Linked DNA regions of Mus musculus: region 2 is linked to region 1. Evidence: chromatin loops called from intact Hi-C (ENCODE). Cell type or tissue: gastrocnemius. All regions are shown on one strand. Each heading gives the region's core, and the rest is flanking DNA. Links, peaks and the distances in the headings are about the cores only. Region 1 has its middle 17 kb from the start of Fez2. Region 2 overlaps Crim1 (cysteine rich transmembrane BMP regulator 1 (chordin like)).

What was found. Peaks named below come from ENCODE experiments on the same cell type or tissue, not always from the same donor. Only the 100,000 strongest peaks of a DNase experiment are listed, where the experiment ranks them.
Region 2: a loop joins it to region 1, with 2.0 times the contacts of the local background. A loop is called at or near these places in 2 of 42 quality-filtered maps.

What each region holds. Positions count from the first base shown.
Region 1 is chr17:78,430,878-78,439,215 of GRCm38, forward strand. No RefSeq gene overlaps it. Among named protein-coding and RNA genes, the nearest start is that of Fez2, 17 kb to the left of the region's middle. In gastrocnemius, for the core only: a CTCF peak has its summit at 4,057; DNase peaks (open chromatin) are centred at 4,052 and 6,482; H3K27ac peaks cover 3,130 bases.
Region 2 is chr17:78,208,932-78,217,269 of GRCm38, forward strand. All of the region lies in intron 1 of Crim1 (cysteine rich transmembrane BMP regulator 1 (chordin like)), which reads left to right. Among named protein-coding and RNA genes, the nearest start is that of Crim1, 13 kb to the left of the region's middle. In gastrocnemius, for the core only: no CTCF peak of the experiment used is centred there; no DNase peak of the experiment used is centred there; H3K4me3 peaks cover 1,026 bases; H3K27ac peaks cover 7,498 bases.

The DNA.
Region 1 (8,338 bases), core at 18-8,017:
TTGTGCAACCCTTCCTTCCACCCATCCTGTGTCTACCCTCATGCTTAATAGCGAGCCTGTGGAATCCAGGTGCCACTCACTCTCTGGGCTTTTTGCTTGTTACCCTTTCACACCCAGTGCATGCTGCTGAGGCTTCTCTGAGCTGTTGTTTCCTATTCTGGTGAGCAGTGTTGCCTCGCCAAACCCTCAATCCTTCCATAAAACCCCATGGCCCTTCTCCACCCACAGCCACTACCTGGATGTTCTCAAACCTGCATAGAACAAAGCAATCTGGTGGGAGAGGCAACAGACGCCTCTTCTAGTCGCTTGTTCTATCACCTGTATCTGGTCTCAGAAAGTCTCCAATAGACAACTCTGTGAGTGAGCTTCTGCACACCTTTAGCCTTTCTATGTTCTCAGTCTCTGTCGTTTGTCATGGACAAATAAGAGGAGCCGGATCAGGAGGTAGATAGATATAGATATGGAAGACAGAGAGATGAGAGATAGTGAGAGGGAGAGATTAGAGAGACAGATATAGGAGAGAGGTGAGAGATAGAGAGATGAGAGAGACAGAGAGAGGGATTTTAGAGCTCCTGGATCTCAAAAATCTTGTCTTCCTTATCTGAAATTGACTTCAGTAGATTATCCTAGCTCTGTCCACCCACAACATGGACAATGATTCATCATTCTGATGGTTTTTGATAAAGCAATGGATCAGATTTATTGGCGTCCCTGATACACTCTGGGTATAGTAAGTTTGCTTTAGGAGTCCAGTTCATGAAAGTGTTCCGTGCTCACCTGAATCTTCAAAGGAAGAGAGGCCCTTAAGAATCTGTTACATTTCTTTTCACTTCTCTGATAACATATGTGATGATTAATCATTGATTGCGGTTTTACCTGGGTTAAGACATGCCTAGGAGATCAGCAAACTTCACCTCTGGGTGTATCTGTGCTGGCATTCTTCAAGGATGATTAGCTCCTGGGGGCTCTTATGTGGTTTAATTCTCCGATGGATTCAAATGTGAGCAGACTTTGTAGAGGTAGTAGAACTGTGACAGGTGGGTCCTGGTCAGAGGAAGTAGATCATAGGGATCATAGGGTTGTGCCTTTGAAGGGCATATCTGCACCCAGATTCTCTTGTGATTTCTTTGCTCTCTAATGACCATGAGATAAAGAGCTTGCTTCCTACGTGTCATGTATTCTGTGCCTGCCTCCCGGCAGGACTAAAAGCAATGAACCCAGGCTATTTCAGAGCAAACCCCCTGCACCAGTGGCTCTCAGTCTATGAGTTCTGACCCTGAGGGGTGTCAAAAGACCGCTTTACGGGGGTCACATATCAGATATGCTGCATGCTCGATATTTAATCACAATTCATACAGTAGAATATGCAGTTATAAAGTAGGAACAAAAATAATCTTATGGTTGGGGGAGGGGTCACCACGACATGAGGAGCTGTATTAAAGGGCCTTAGCATTAAGAAAGTTGAGAACCCAATAGAAAGAAGAAAACATCTTCAACAAATGTTGCTGGTCTAACTGGATATCTGCATGTAGAAGAATGCAAATAGATCAATATCTATCACCCAACACAAAACCAAGTCCAAATGGATCAAAGACCTCAGTATAAAACCAGATACACTAAACCTGATAGAAGAGAAGGTAGAGAATAGCGTGAACACATTGGCATAGGAGACAACTTTCTGAACAGAACACCAATCATACAGGCACTAAGATTAACAATTAATAAATGGGACCTCGTGAAATAAAAAGCTTTGTAAAGAAAAGAACACCATCAAACAGGCAAAATGGCAGCCTACAGATTGGGGAAAGGTCTTTACCAGCCCTTCATCCAATATAGGGCTAATATCTAAAATATATAAAGAACTCAAAAAAATTAAACACCAGCAAACCAAATAACCCAATTCAAAAGTGAGGTATGGATCTAAACAGACTGCTCAACAGAGGAATCTCTAATGGCTGAGACGCACTAAAGAAATGTTCATTCTGACTGGTGTGAGGTGGAATCTCAAGGTTGTTTTGATTTGTATTTCCCTATTAATTAAGGATGTTGAACATTTTTTCAGGTGCTTCTCAGCCACTTGGTATTCCTCAGTTGAGAATTCTTTGTTTAGCTCTGTACCCCATTTTTAATGGGGTTACTTGAATTTTCGGAGTCCAGCTTCTTGAGATCTTTGTATATATTGGATATTAGTCCCCTATCAGATTTTAAAATCCTTTCCCAGTCTTTTGGTGGCCTTCTTCAAGGATGATTAGCTCCTGTGGTATAGTATGTACTCACTTTCAAGTGTATGTTAGTCGTAAAGTACAGGATAACCATTCTACAGCCCACAGACCCAGAGAAGCTAAGTAACAAGGAGGGCTCAGAGGGGACACACGAATCTCACTGAGGAGGGGAAATGGAATAGACTAGACCATGAGATGGGATGGAGATGGACAGGATGGAGAGAGTACTGGGGAAAACAACATCTCTGGGATGAGCTAGAAACCTAGGGCAATGGAAACTCCCAGGAACCTATAAGGGTGATCCTAGTTAAGACTCCTAACAATGAGGGATACATATCCTGACCAGTTACATCTCCTGTAATCAGCTAAGACTTCCAAAAGAGGGATTAAGAAACCAACCCAACCCCCAAACCTCTGATCTACCATTTTTCCTGCTTGCAAGATGTGCTGGGGTAAAGGTGGTGCAGAAATTGTGGTGGGTGACCAACGAATGACTGGTCCAGCTTGAGTTCCATGCCATGAGAAGGGTCCCACCCCTGACACTGCCTGGAGGCCCAGGATAGAACCAAAACAAATGGCAAGAGAAAGTCAATGAAATGATTCCTAATATTCTGCTACACTCATAGATGGGCGCCTAGCTCACTTGTTATCAGAGTGGCTTTATCCAGCAACGGATGGAAACGAATGTAGAGACCCACAGCCAAGCATTAGGTAGAGCTCTGGGAATCCTGGATTATAGGCACCAGAGGGTTCAAAGACACTACAAGAAAACCTATAGAATCAACTAACCTGGGCCCATAGGGGCTCACAGAGACTGAACCACTAACCAGGGTGCCTGACCTAGGGCTCTCTGGGACTGATTGTATGTTACATGTATGCATGTATATCTCTGCATATATCTCTCCATTACAGTGGTATATCTCGGTCTCCTTGTGGGACTCCTAACAGTGGAAGAGGAGGTTGTCTCTGCCTCTGCTGCCTGCCTCGGGAGCCTTCTCCTCCTACTGGGCTTCCTTGTCCAGCCTTAATATGAGAGGAGGTGTCTAGTCTTACTGCAACTTGATATGCCATGGCTGGTTGAGATCCGTGATAGGTCTGTTCTTTTCTGAAGAGTAATGAAGTGGGTGTGGATGACGGGGTAGAGGGGACTGGGAGGAGAGGTGGGAAGGGAAACTGCAGATGTATAAGCAAACAAACAAACAAACAAACAAACAAGACTGAGATTCACTGTCCTAAACCATGAACCTAATAAATCTTTCATCATTTAATTTTTTTCAAGTATTTGCCACATTTATGGACAAAGAAAACCTGAACAATACAACATTTATAGACAAATGACAGATCCTGACAGGCGGGAATACACAATATTTTAAAACATGAAGCTATAACAAACAGGGTTCCCAGGTAGCCAACAACAGTCCAAAACGAGAATAATGCTAATTTTTTATTCCATTACTACTGTGGGCCATTTGTAACTGAGCCCTAGACCTTAATAGGTCCTGAAACCTTAGCACAACTGACTCCATGGTGAAAGTAGGGGTCTGAGAGCCCAAATATAAAACTCCAGTGTGTGCATCAATGACATTAAAAAGTGGGTTACTTACTGTCTATTTCAATTTTTTCCTATAAAAGTTTCTAAAATTACTTAATTACTGTATGTGTGATTTACCTACATGTATGTCTGTTCATTGTATACATGCCTTATAAAACATTTGGGGAAGGTACAGCAAAAGGAACTATTCATGTTCAAAGATGTTTTTAAGGATGCCCCCGTGATTAACACCTGCCCTGCCTGGTCCTCCAGTTCCTCCCTGGCCCCCTTGTGGTTGGGTGAGGCTTTGCAACCAGATCTGACCAACAAGCTCAGGAGAGGTGTGCATTCCTTCCAGGATGTATTGCATTGCCAATGTGACTGTCTTAGGAGCTATATTTTCCCTCTGGCACAGTGACCAGTGACATTTGAGATGGCAGCTGTTCTGCTAGACTCAGTTCCAGTGTGAAGATGATAAGCAGAGATCTCTTGCTAACCCCTTATGCAAGTGAAAAATAAGTCTGTTATTTTAAACCATTGAGATCTGGGGGTTGTTTGTTTTAACAACATAGATGAGCCAAACCTGACAGACAGACATTGACTTATGAAGGCAATTACAAATAACCAATGCGTTCCTTCACGTAGGAAAGTGAAATAAGTGATTATGCACACAGATTATAGATTATGTTGCTGGCAGGGAAAACCACTCTTGAAGTACGTTGAATGAGATGGGAAACCACTCTCCCTGGATAGCTACATGGGAAGAGAATGCAAAACAGAATCTATTAAATAAATTCATATATAAATTATATAAGAACTCTGCATGGTAGTTGCTCAATGGTATTAGTTATTTCAGTATAGTTAGAAACAGGTAAATAATGAGCCATCCCAGATCCAACATGATTTACCTTCTAGCTGAGGGCTTGTACTGTCTTGTAGCTGCAGAGGGATGGAATGCTGACTTCATTCGCACACCTGCAGGGCATGGCCACACCAGCATCGACTTGAACATATCACTTGCTCTAGGTGCACAAGAAGCTGTGGGTTTCTAGCTAAACGATGCTACAGAACCCACTGGCCAAACTTCCAGCGCTGCAAGTTTCAGGCAGGGATGTGGGAAGGGCCACTCACCCCACACCCACTCACTGACTTGTCCTGAAGATCCTGGCTTATGCCACAGATGCTTCAGCTGCTGTCTTAGATCTAGCCTCTCCCACAGCTGATGCAGGGACCAGATGATGCAACCTGGAAGTGTGGAGGAGTCAAAGCCTATGGAGCAAGTGTTGGTCAACTGGACAGGAGGCCAGACGATAACCTTGGAACTCAGGAAGGGAGATGCGATCACTCTGTAGTGTCTCTCTGCAGGCATCCTGTACGAGTGAGCTATCAGCTTCTCTTGCCACCTGCCGTGGTCAGCTTTCTAACCCACTCTCTATCTGCGACCCCCTTTCTACTTTGTCTCCTTCCTCCTCATGGGATTTGACTCCCCACTAAAGCAAGTGAAGGAGTAGCCTCAGGCACTGCCATCCAGGAGGGGCTCCAAGAATCAGCAAAACTTCCTTCTAAAGCAATTTCCATGTTCCACTCTCTGCCCTCCATACTGAACTACACAGCACTGTCTCCCTCCAACATCAAATCCTGTCTATTCTAGGAAAAGGCGGGAGTTGAGGACTCGAGGCAGCTTGAGAGGAACAATGGGGTTCCAGTACCACGATTGCCTAAATCTCCACAAAGCTGTCAAAACTTTAACCTGCTTGTAACAGGATTTAGACATACAGAGTTAAAAATGGAACACTACTCTACTCCTTAAGACCCAACAGAAGATGTGAGGTTTGTTAGTGAGCATGGAGTGGCTGTGCTAGCTAGTTGGATGTCAACTTGATACAAGCTAGAGTCATTTTAGAATAGGGAACCTCAGTGGAGGACATGTTCCCAGTAGATTGGTCTGTGGGGTAAGCCTTTAGGGCATTTTCTAGATTGATGATTGATGGGAGTGGGTCCCACCTCCATAGGGGTGGAGCTACTCCTGATCTGGGTGCTATAAGAAGGCAGGCTGGGGCTGGAGAGATGGCTCAGCAGTTAAGAGCACTGGCTTCTCTTCCAGAGGTCCTGAGTTCAATTCCCAGCAACCACATGGTAGCTGGCAACCATCTGTAATGGGATCTGTTGCCCTCTTCTGTTATGCAGGAATACATGCAAATAGAGCACTCATATACATAAATAAACAAATCTTATTTTTTAAAAAAAAAAGGCATGCTGTGGGCTGTTGGACCAAGGTACTATGAAAAGGCAGAGCGAACCATGAGCTAGCAATGCAGTAAGCAGAGTTTCACCACAACCCAGCTCTGGCCTTAGACTTCCTGTCATGAGCTCCAGGGATGACAGAGTGTGACCTGAGAGTCCTACGGTGACAGAAAGAAACCCTTTCCTCCCCAAGTTACTTACAGTTACTCCCCAAGTTACTGATGTGTCCTACCACATCAATAAAACTCCTAAGACAATATCTTTTCCATTGATCCACTGTAGAAAGTGTCTACGCTTTTCTCCAGATGACTTCTGATCCATAGAAACCACTAAAAAGCCCAGCACTAGCTTTCAGACAAGTCTCTCTGGCGCAGGGATGCACGTCCGTTTCTGCAGGCCCTGGCTAGATATTTAGACCTTCAGATCTGGCTTGGCCTACCTCAGCTCTGGAGTGGAGCCTTTTGCAGTGTTGGAGCCAGACTCCCATGTGGGTGTGCTATGAGCTGAGAGCCACCTGCTCACTGATTCTTGGCTTGCCTTCACTTCCTGACAACTGAGCTTGTGTGGGTAACTCTCATCCTTAGGTACTGACCCTTGGCCTATGGCAGATCTTCTTGGTCCCTACTTCTTACCCTGACTAGTAACCTCTAGCTGCCTGGAACCTATTCCATGCAATTCTATCTCTCATTTTTAAAGACGCTGTCCTCCCTTGGTCACACTAAGTAGCATCCCAGTCAGACTGGCCACAGAGAGATCTGGCTGCCTCTGCCTCCCCGTGCTGGGATTAATATTGTGTGTCAACACATCCACTCCAACATCTAAAAAAAAAAAAAAATGAGCCTAATTTCCAATGAACTTGTACTTGGTGGAAGTAGAAGCTAAGAGGGGGTATTTAAAATGTGAGCATAAAACTCAACAGAGGGCTCATATAAGCGAGAGTAAATTCCACACCTACTGTGTTTCAGGGACTAGTCTGGGAGTTTAAAAACTTATTATATAATGAGGAAAATAGACTTAAGTGCCTATTTTCACCTCTTTTAGAAAATGATAAAGGGTATTCATTGAACCTTGCTACATCTGTGTGAGAGTTTGGATGTAATGTGTCCCCCACAGGCTTGGGCTTGGTCCCCAGCTGGGAGTGCAGTTTCAAGAGGTTGTGGGACTGTGAGATGGGGCCCAGTTGAAGGAAGTGGGTCTGAAGTAGAGGAGGTACTGAAAAGTGTTACCCATCCTCTCTTCTGGTCTCTGTCACGCACTCCAATCCCTGGTCCTTTGAGAGATGGACAGGAGCCATTGTGTCTTCCCTAGCATGACGGACAAGATCCACTTAGTGTGAACCCCAATAACTCTTCCCTTCTTTAAGTTTCTTCTAGTCGGGTGTTCGGCCACAGCCATGAAAGAAGCAACTCATGTTGCATGTGTACATCAGTGAGTCAAGCCAGGTGGTGGCAGTAAATAAGTTAATACCCTCTGGCTCCCACTCTGGCTTCCCGCAGGTCCTGCACACACTGTACCTGCCCAAGAGCTCTGGATTCACAAACAAATACACACACACACACACACACACACCAGCTCACTTTGAGATGCCTTGACTAGCTCAATGACTGGGCTCTTCTAAACCTCCCTGCAGTTAGCACACACTCCCCTACAGTATTCCGTTTAATTTATATTTTTATCCTTGCTGCCCTGTTACCTTCTGGGAAGTCCCCTCATAGGGCTGCTTTCTCTTTCCACCTACATTGCTGCACGGGTTCTCTCCTGCAGCTCTTAAATCTGATCCCTCTGCATCCCAGTCATGTCGATTCTCCTCTTCCTCCCCTCTTTTTCTCTGTCCCGTGCCCATGCAATCTAAAAGACCCACTTCAGTCTCCTTGACCAGCCATTGGTGGTATGATAATTCATTATTGCCAATCGAAGCCAGCTGGGGGGCAGGGACCCTCAGGTCAGGAAGCAGAATTAAGACATAACATTAGAACCAATTCCCAACTGCCACCTTTAATCCCAGCACTCAAATCAGAGGCAGGCAGATCTCTGTGAGTTTAAGGCCAGCCTGGTCTACAGCTGTCATTCTAGGACAGCCATAGCTACACAACAGATCTTGTCTCAAAAAAATCCAAAAAACAAACAAAACAAAACAAAACAAAACAAAACAAAACAAAAAGTTAGTCAATGCCTTGAATTCTCCATCAGTCCTGTTATGTCTTTCATAGCAAAATGTAAAATCCTACTATCTTCTCCATCTTCTTCCCCATCATCTGCCTCATCATTCTCTCCATCATCTTCTCCAACATTTTCTTCATCATCTTCCCCATATTCTTCCCCATCATCTTCCTCATCTTCT
Region 2 (8,338 bases), core at 129-8,128, 220 kb before region 1:
GCAGGTTTGGCCACTAGGGATTATAGTTTAGTGGTAGAGCACATGTCTAGCATGTGCAAGGCCCTGACCCCCACACCTAAACAAACAGAGCAGACTCTGATTCAGTAAGTTTGGGATGGAGCCTGGTGGCTGTCACTCAGGGATGATGCCAGCACGGTTCCACTCAGGTCATTCCCAAGTATGAGTTCGGCTTTTGTAGCATGAAGTTGATATAGAAGGGTGTCTAAAAACTGTCACACACGATGACAGTTGTATTAGATTAGGCCTGTGTTTGCACAGGTTTAATGTGGTTTAATGGTGAACAGGGAAGGCTGGGGCCATTCGTTCACTGCAGTCTCAGACAGTGAAATCTGAGATGGGGGGGTACTGACCATGTCAGGAGCTGGTAAGAGGGGCCCTCTAACTTTTCCTCAGACCACCAGGAATGGAGGCTTCAGCCAACCAAATGAGTCTTGAGCCTAAGATAAAGCTAACATTCACATCTTGACTCAGATGGTTTTGTTAACTGCAAGACCAAACTTGACTAGTTTTCCTTGGCTTTGTTTTCTCAAGTAAACCTGAAGTATCAGGCACTTTCCATCAAGTAATTATAGTGAATGTTAGAGATAACAAATAATGAATATATATTGTAGGTGATTTATACAGATATGACTATTGTATACTTAAATACTAATAGTGTCCTTGGTAGATTTTTTTAATACCTAATATTAATTCTAATTTGAATCCGTTTTTATTTTCATCTTTGTTAGCTTTCTCTGTATATATATTTAGAAGTCAGCCTTGTGCATATACTAACACCTCCTCCACACAAACGCTCTTTTGACAGGAGGCTCAGGATGGTAATTCTGGTCTCATGTTTGTCCCAGAGAAAATGACTCTATAGTTCAGAGAACAAGGTGTTCCTTGGTTTGACCTCTGGTAACCCTAATTCCCAGGTCTGTGGAATCTGGTGGAATGTGAACATTTGCTTGGGTCTGGGCTTCAAGTTCTTCCTTTCAGAAAAAAAAAATCCATCTCCTTTAAAAGGTACCAAGGTGCATACTGTTATGAGACCCAGGGCCAGAGCATATCTTGTTGCTGGTCTCTATCTTGCATGGAAGTGAGTGAGCACCTCACTGTTACCATGGATCGGCCTACTGTGGTCTCTGGAGCGCCTGTGTTACTACAGAGGAAGGCACAAATATCCCACAATTAAAATATCTGACCTTCTGTTTGGTTCCCAGTGTAAGTATGGTCCCACAGTCTGGTAATTCCTAACCGCGAGTCCTTCCTTCTTGCCTAGAAATGAGTATCATTTTTATTCAGTAAATATTAGCACAGAGTTCCCAAGACAGATACCTCATAATGGCTACTGTGGGGCAGGAAGGAAAAAAACCTGATGGAGATAAAATCCTTGGACCAGTAAGTAAGTTAAAGTTACAACAGATTCTTCAGGACAGCCAACCTTACTACAACATAGCAGAAACTGAATTTTTTTTCCCAGACACTCTGTTAGTACCTATCCCTAAGATGCCCTCTGTCTTTTATCCAGAGTGTTGGTATTTTAACATGTAATCAAAATGAGGAAAAACAAAACCTACAAAACATAGTTTCAGGGTTTCTTTTGTGTTAGTGTTAATCAAACCCAAGTATAACATCCTAATTTGAAACATTCAAAGAACACTTGTCTTTTTTTTTCATTTATTATTTATTATGCTTTTTGCTCTTTTTATTAGATATTTTCTGTATTTACATTTCAGATGTTATCCCCTATCCTCTCTCCCCTCCCCCTGCTCCCCAACCCACCCACTCCAGCTTCCCAGCCCTGGCATTCCCCTATACTGGAGCATAGAACCTACATAGGACCAAGGGCCTCTCCTCCCATTGATGACCAATTAGGCCATCCTCTGCTACATATGCAGCTGGAGCCATGAGTCTCTTCGTGTGTGTTTCCTTTGATTGGTGGTTTAGTCCCTGGGAGCTCTGAGGTACTGGTTAGTTCATATTGCTGTTCCTCCTTGGGGGCTGCAAACCCCTTCAGCATCTTGGGTACTTTCTCTAGCTCCTTCATTAGGGACCCTCTGCTCCATTCAATGTATGGCTGTGAGCATCCACTTCTGTGCTTGTCAGGTACTGGCAGAGCCTCTCAGTAGACAGCTATATCAGTCTCCTGTCAGCAAGGTCTTGTTGGCATCTGCAATAGTGTCTGGGTTTGGTGGTTGTTTATGGGATGGATCCCCAGGTGGGGCAGTCTCTGGATGGTCATGCCTTCAGTCTCTGCTCCGAACTTTGTCTCTGTAACTCCTTCCATGGGTATTTTGTTCCCCCTTCTAAGAAGGATCGAAGTGTCCACACTTTGGTCTTCCTTCTTCTTGAGTTTCATGTGTTTTGTAAATTGTATCTTGGATATTCTGAGCTTCTGGGCTAATATCCACTTATCAGTGAGTGTATATCATGTGTGTTCTTTTGTGATTGGGTTACCTCACTCAGGATGATATCCTCCAGATCCATCCACTTGCCTAAGAGTTTCATGAATTCCTTGAAGAATACTTGTCTTAAGAATATGTAAGAAGAGAAACCGAGGGGCTGAAGAGACAGCTCAGTGGTTAAGAGCACTAGCTGCTTTTCAAGAGGACCTGGGTTTGATTCCCAGCACCCACATGGGTGACTCACAACTGTACCTTAATTCAAGTTCCGGGGGATCGGACACCTTCTTCTGACTTCACTGGACATTGGGCTTGCATGTGGGGCACAGATATATATGCAGACAAAACACCCATACAGGTAAAACTTTTAAAACTTACATAAATAAATAAATGCAGGGCTGACTGTATTTTAAGACAGTCATATTTTATTTCTAACTTCCGAGGATTTGACATACCTACTGTTAAAGTTTGGGCTGTGTCTTTAGAAGCAGCTATCCCAAGGTTTTTGGATTTTTTTATTCTTATTTTTATTTTTATTTATTTAGCTATAAATAGAGACTGTGTCTGTCTTGTTTAGCGTTTCAAAACAAAATCATAAACAAACATCTCAGATTCAAAACAGAAAGGAATTTCTGGCGAGGCAGGATGAAACCTGAGCTGGCAGAGCCCCACTTACTGGAGGGAACTTACTTAGCTTCGTCTCCAAAGACCTGGGAAAAAAAAGGGCTCACAGCTGTGATCAAATCAGAGGCATCTGGATGTTGAAGAATTGTGACACCCTCTCTGAGATTCCAGAAGACCTGCCAGAGAGAGGTAAATCCGCCTGGGGGATGTTCCACCTGAAGCAGACATCAGCGAGAAATATTTAGACACCTCCACCCCCTTCAACCTCATTTTATGTCAAGAATCTTACCCATGAGGACCATGAGTTCTGTCCCCCAGATGAGTGTTTACAGTTCTGCAGATCTCAAAGGAGGCCTTTCCTTACCTGTTCTTGTTGGAGCTTGGACGCTTGGTTATTATTGTTGTTGTTGTTGTTGTTGCTGTTGTGTGAACCGAGTGTGGTAAAGGTGTGGGTTTCAGACAATCTTGTCTCTGGAAATCAAAGTCGAGGGATCTTTAAATGGCATTTTAAAAAGAATAGGGTTGCTGTATGCTGTTTGAGAACCCAAGTTCGTATATTTTTCAGAAAAATTTTAGGGAAATCATTACCACTTACCTATGCCTTAAAAAATGACAGGCCAGGTCACTCCATATTCTAGTCAATGTGAGGATGAGGCCCTTTATGTCCTTGCTTGTTTCTGAATGGATTTGAGGCTTCTCAGAGAGGTGAATATCACCGAAGACTTAGACCTGAGAGCTGAAGACTAGAGGGAAAGAGTAAAACAGTCATGGTTTCTGGTCTTTCTTCGTCATCTAAACAGCTCAGTGACTTAAAACTCTGTAACTGTGCACCGCCTTCATTCTGTCTTCATTTGTCAAAAAGGAAATTAGTTACCTACCTGAATGCAGGGAGTCTAAATCAGGGATTGTAAGGCTGTTCTCGGATCATAAGATCTGAGCGTCTATGTCCCACAAGTGCTGGCGAAGGATCAATATTACCTCGCGCTTACAGAGTTGGGGAAGGAAGAGTGGTGACCACCCGCCCGGTGCTCAGGAGGTGCTGGAGACTGTAGGACTCAGCAGGAAAACAAGAAGTCTGCTTGGCTGGTGTTTTTTTGGTGTTGTCAGTGACAGCGAAAACATCATTATAGGGACATTAGTGACATCTATTAAATGCCTGCAATCTGTCACCGTTAACTATGTTCTGATCTTCACCCAAGTCTAAACTGGCCTGTTGCTTTCATTCTTTCTCCATTTCTCATTTGCTTTGTTAATTATTACAGTTATCCTGGGCCCAAGGGAGGTAGGTGACATACTGCCGAGGAGGGAGGGAGAAGCTCCGGCAAAGACAGGTCAAAACTCGCCCCACTCCGCATGCTCCTTTCTGCCTCTGATACTGGGGAGAGCTGAGTAATTGCTGCTCTTCCTAATAACTGCAGGCAGCAGCCAGATTCTCTGCATTCTTTCACCTTTGCTGCTGTTTTCACTTGCCAGGGAGTTTCCTTAAGGAACAGACTGGATTTAAAGAAACATAACTAATAGTGCACAAAAGCCAGGGGGAGGTGGGCCGCAGATGCAGGAGCTCCTTGGTATGAGGCGTGGACCAAGCTCCCAGCTGTCTTGGCTACTGACTGAGCCTTGTAGTCTCGCTGTGACACAACCCATCTTCACTCAACCTGTTTTCAAAGTGCCAGCCAACTCTGCAGCTTAGAAAGTTGGAGTTTTCTAGAAACCTTCCATTCTTCCTTTGCATATTACACCAAAAGACTTGGTAGTATGAGCCCGTGGCCCTGAAACTTGGTGAATGTATTATCCTAAAGGATGAGAAGGCTTCAGCACTGCCTCCTCCAGCAGGAATATGACACTGACTGACTGGTTCATTCCAGTCAGAATATATTCATTGATAAATCTGTGCAATGTTGCATATTCCCTAACGATAGCATACAGCGTGAAAAGACCTCAGCACCTAGTTATAATTTGGTTTCCCTGACTCTGAATTTAACTTCCTAAGGCACCAATCGATACCTATAAGGACTTATTTTTTTTAGTGTTCTATAATAGTTTGCTCCTTATCCCTAAATAATTCTTTCCTCCACTCTAGAAAACTCTTAAAGGTTTTCTAGTGACTGGACGGGTATTTTAACTGGGTGGCTATTTTATATTATACTGACACTTGCTCTTTTCTTGTTTCAGACGGTGGTATCAAAAGTTAAATCCTGTTCCAGACCTTACCTTGTCTCTTCTTGTCTAGCTTGCTAGATAATTAATAGTCAGTAACCAGGAAAATAGCCACGGAGGTGTGGGTGGTGTTAACTTACCAAGTAGAGCTTTTGCCTAAGAGAAGCTTTCCCGTATTCTTCTGTGGTATATAAACCCGTCCTCATTTGAGGCTCTTCTTGCTTGATTGGGACATCTAGCTGATGTCCTGTCCCTGAGGACTTGGCTCTCAGAACTCTGAGAAGTGTGTGTGTGCGCGCGCATGTGTGAGTATATGTGTGGGGGGCAATGAGTGTATGCTGGCAGGCTCAGTGGATACTCACATTGCCCCTTCTTCACATTGCCCACGCTCAAGGTCGGCCCTCCTTCTCTAGCAGCCCCTTGCCAAAACCTTATGCAAGCTGGACTTGAGGTGCTTGGAAGCCTTTGGACGAATCCTTCCCAGTGCCTTTGCACTTGCCTCCATGTTCTTCTCAGCATGGCTGCTTTCAGCTCTCTGGGTATCAGTAAACTGTCTGTGCCCAGAAATCAGTGCCAAGCATCCGCTCCACTGTGAGTACTTCTTCCAATACACCACCTCTGCACTCATTGCTGAAGGATTCTGTGAAAACATTCACAGGGTCCCAGAACGACAGCTCCCTGTGGTGCTGTGGCATGTATAGCACAAGCCAAAGAGTGATAAGAGTGTGTGAAGCAGTCTTTATGATTGGTCTAAAAAGAAATGCCCGGGACAGAACAGTGTTCCTGGGGCATCAGCAGACCTTGAGCAGTGCCTTTTCAGAAGCATCCTTGAGGGGGGGGAGAGGGGAGAGAGAGAGGAGCTGTTATGGCTCCTTCTTTCAGTTGAACTTTAACTTTGGGGCTTAGTTAGAAGTAGGGTGTGTGTGTGTGCCCGTCTGTACACACTGCAAATAACTTAGGTCACAGCATGAAGAACGCTCTATGTTGCTACTGCCGGTTTGCTGAAAACAACTCTGGGCTAGCACGCTGAGTGTTTTGCCTCTCTGTAGACCATCAACCCAAAGGAGTTGCCTCCTGAAGGTTTTCCTTGCTTTATTGGGAGTGTGTACTACTGGTTGGCGCTGGACGTCTTATGCAGCTGCTGTCTTATTTTTTTGAAACTGAGACTTAAGCTGTGCTGAAAGCTCACTAATTTTGTCAGAATAGCCCACCAGTGAGCTCCAAGAATTCTTCTGTCTCCACCTCCCCCTGCCCTACCTTGACCCCCGCCCCCCTCAGGACTGAGGTTTGAGATGGCACATGCCCAACTTTGACATGAGTGTGGGAGATTTGAACTCAGATTCTCATGCTTGTGTGACAACCACTCTAGCGACTGAACCATCTCCCAGGCCCTGTTTTATTTATTGTATTTGAACATAGAACGGTTCTAATTGCAGCGCTTTTGCTTTGGAACTGTCTGTTTAATTGAAATATGGATGAGGAACCAAGTAGAGGTTAGGACTCTTTACTGACATTTATTTCCTGGTGATTGAGACAAGTTTTATCTTTAAGAGCAATGATGCTTTATAACAGGCTGTCATTAAACACAGTTGCTTGACCTTTTAAAGGAATTTTAGATGTGAGAGCCAAAAGAAAACACAGAAATTTAGGGTGAGAAATGGCAGACATCTGTAGGGAAATAAACAAACCATGAGAAGCCAAAGGTGGTTTTTTGTTTGTTTGTTTTTTGTTTTTTGTTTTTTTTCCGGAAAGAGATTATATTATTTTCAAAGACTAAACTGGGAAAAGGTGAGGCCTCAGCAACCAAGTTTATTGATTCTCTATTCAGAAAATTATATTAGACCCTTAGAAAGACAGAGGAAAAAAGAAAAGAGTCTGCCAGCAGAGAGCTGGAAAACTTGAGGGAGATAAAGTATTTACAAGTTTTAATAACATAAAACACGTCCAAGAGAAATACATAATTGCAGCTGCATTTGGCAACGAAAATAGCCCGTGGATTATATTTTTTAAATTGTCTGTGAATATGTAAGCGCATGCCCTTGGGTAAAAATAATGCCTGGGTGATAATGTTTCTTGAGAGAATGGAAAACTAGGAGATATTAGGAAGTAAAAAGAGAGGGGTGGCGTGGCATACAGGAAGGGAAGAAGAGGCAGTATTTTTATGTTAGAGGGGTGAATCTCATACGCATAATCATTACGATTGTTTCTAATCTTAGTGTAATAATCCTTACACTTCCCATAGGGGGTGGTAATTTGCATAGTTTTATAGGAAAGGCCACAGGTAAGGGAGAAAAATTGGTGCTGAATTAAAAGATTCAAGCGTCTTGCTCCTAAAGTTTTAGGTTTTCCAACCTGCTTTCAATCCTGGGCAAAGACCCTTGGAAAAACCAGAAACTAGGAAATGTGCTCAATACATTTGTTGTGACCCTGCACCACCAGATCTAGCAGCGAGGCCAGGAACTGGAAACTGGGTGTGGTGTCACTTTTCAGAGTCCCTAAAGCTGCCTGCCTGGCTTCTCAGATGTGCTCTTGTCCCTCAGGCCCTCCGCTTTTCTTTGTGAAGCCTTCCTGTCCTGCCCAGGAAAAAGTAATGCCACCCCCTCCTCCTGGGTGCCCATAAATAGCCCTTTCCCCTGCCCTTCATTGGGCCTTTCATAGTCTCTTAGAGTTCACATTTCTGCCTTCCTCCCTGCCTGGTTGTGATCCACTCGAGTGCCAGGATGGTGTGTTATTCTGGCACTTGGCACACAGGAAGAACTCAATGAGCATTTGTTGACTAAATCTAGACTCAAGGTCATCCAAGATATTAGACAAAACTTTTCCGTCTCAACTGTTCGGTCTGTATTGTGGAAACTGAAATGAGAGACACTTGCTTATCTGTACCCAGAGCCCCTATGAGAAATCCTGTCATCCCAGAAGGACACACAGGTGGGTTTTTAACCTGTCTGCCTCAGCAGGTCTTAATGTTTTTGGTAGCATTTGCATAATGAGTTGAATTCAGCTGTATTTATCTTTGCAAGTATTTTAAAGCATTTTTTTTTTTAAAAATTACTCATTATGACTTTTCTTTTCAGTTTTTCGTCAGAATGTCCTCTTTCATGAGCAGGCCCCTCACCTACTTGTAAGAACTGTCCTTATAAGAACATTATAAG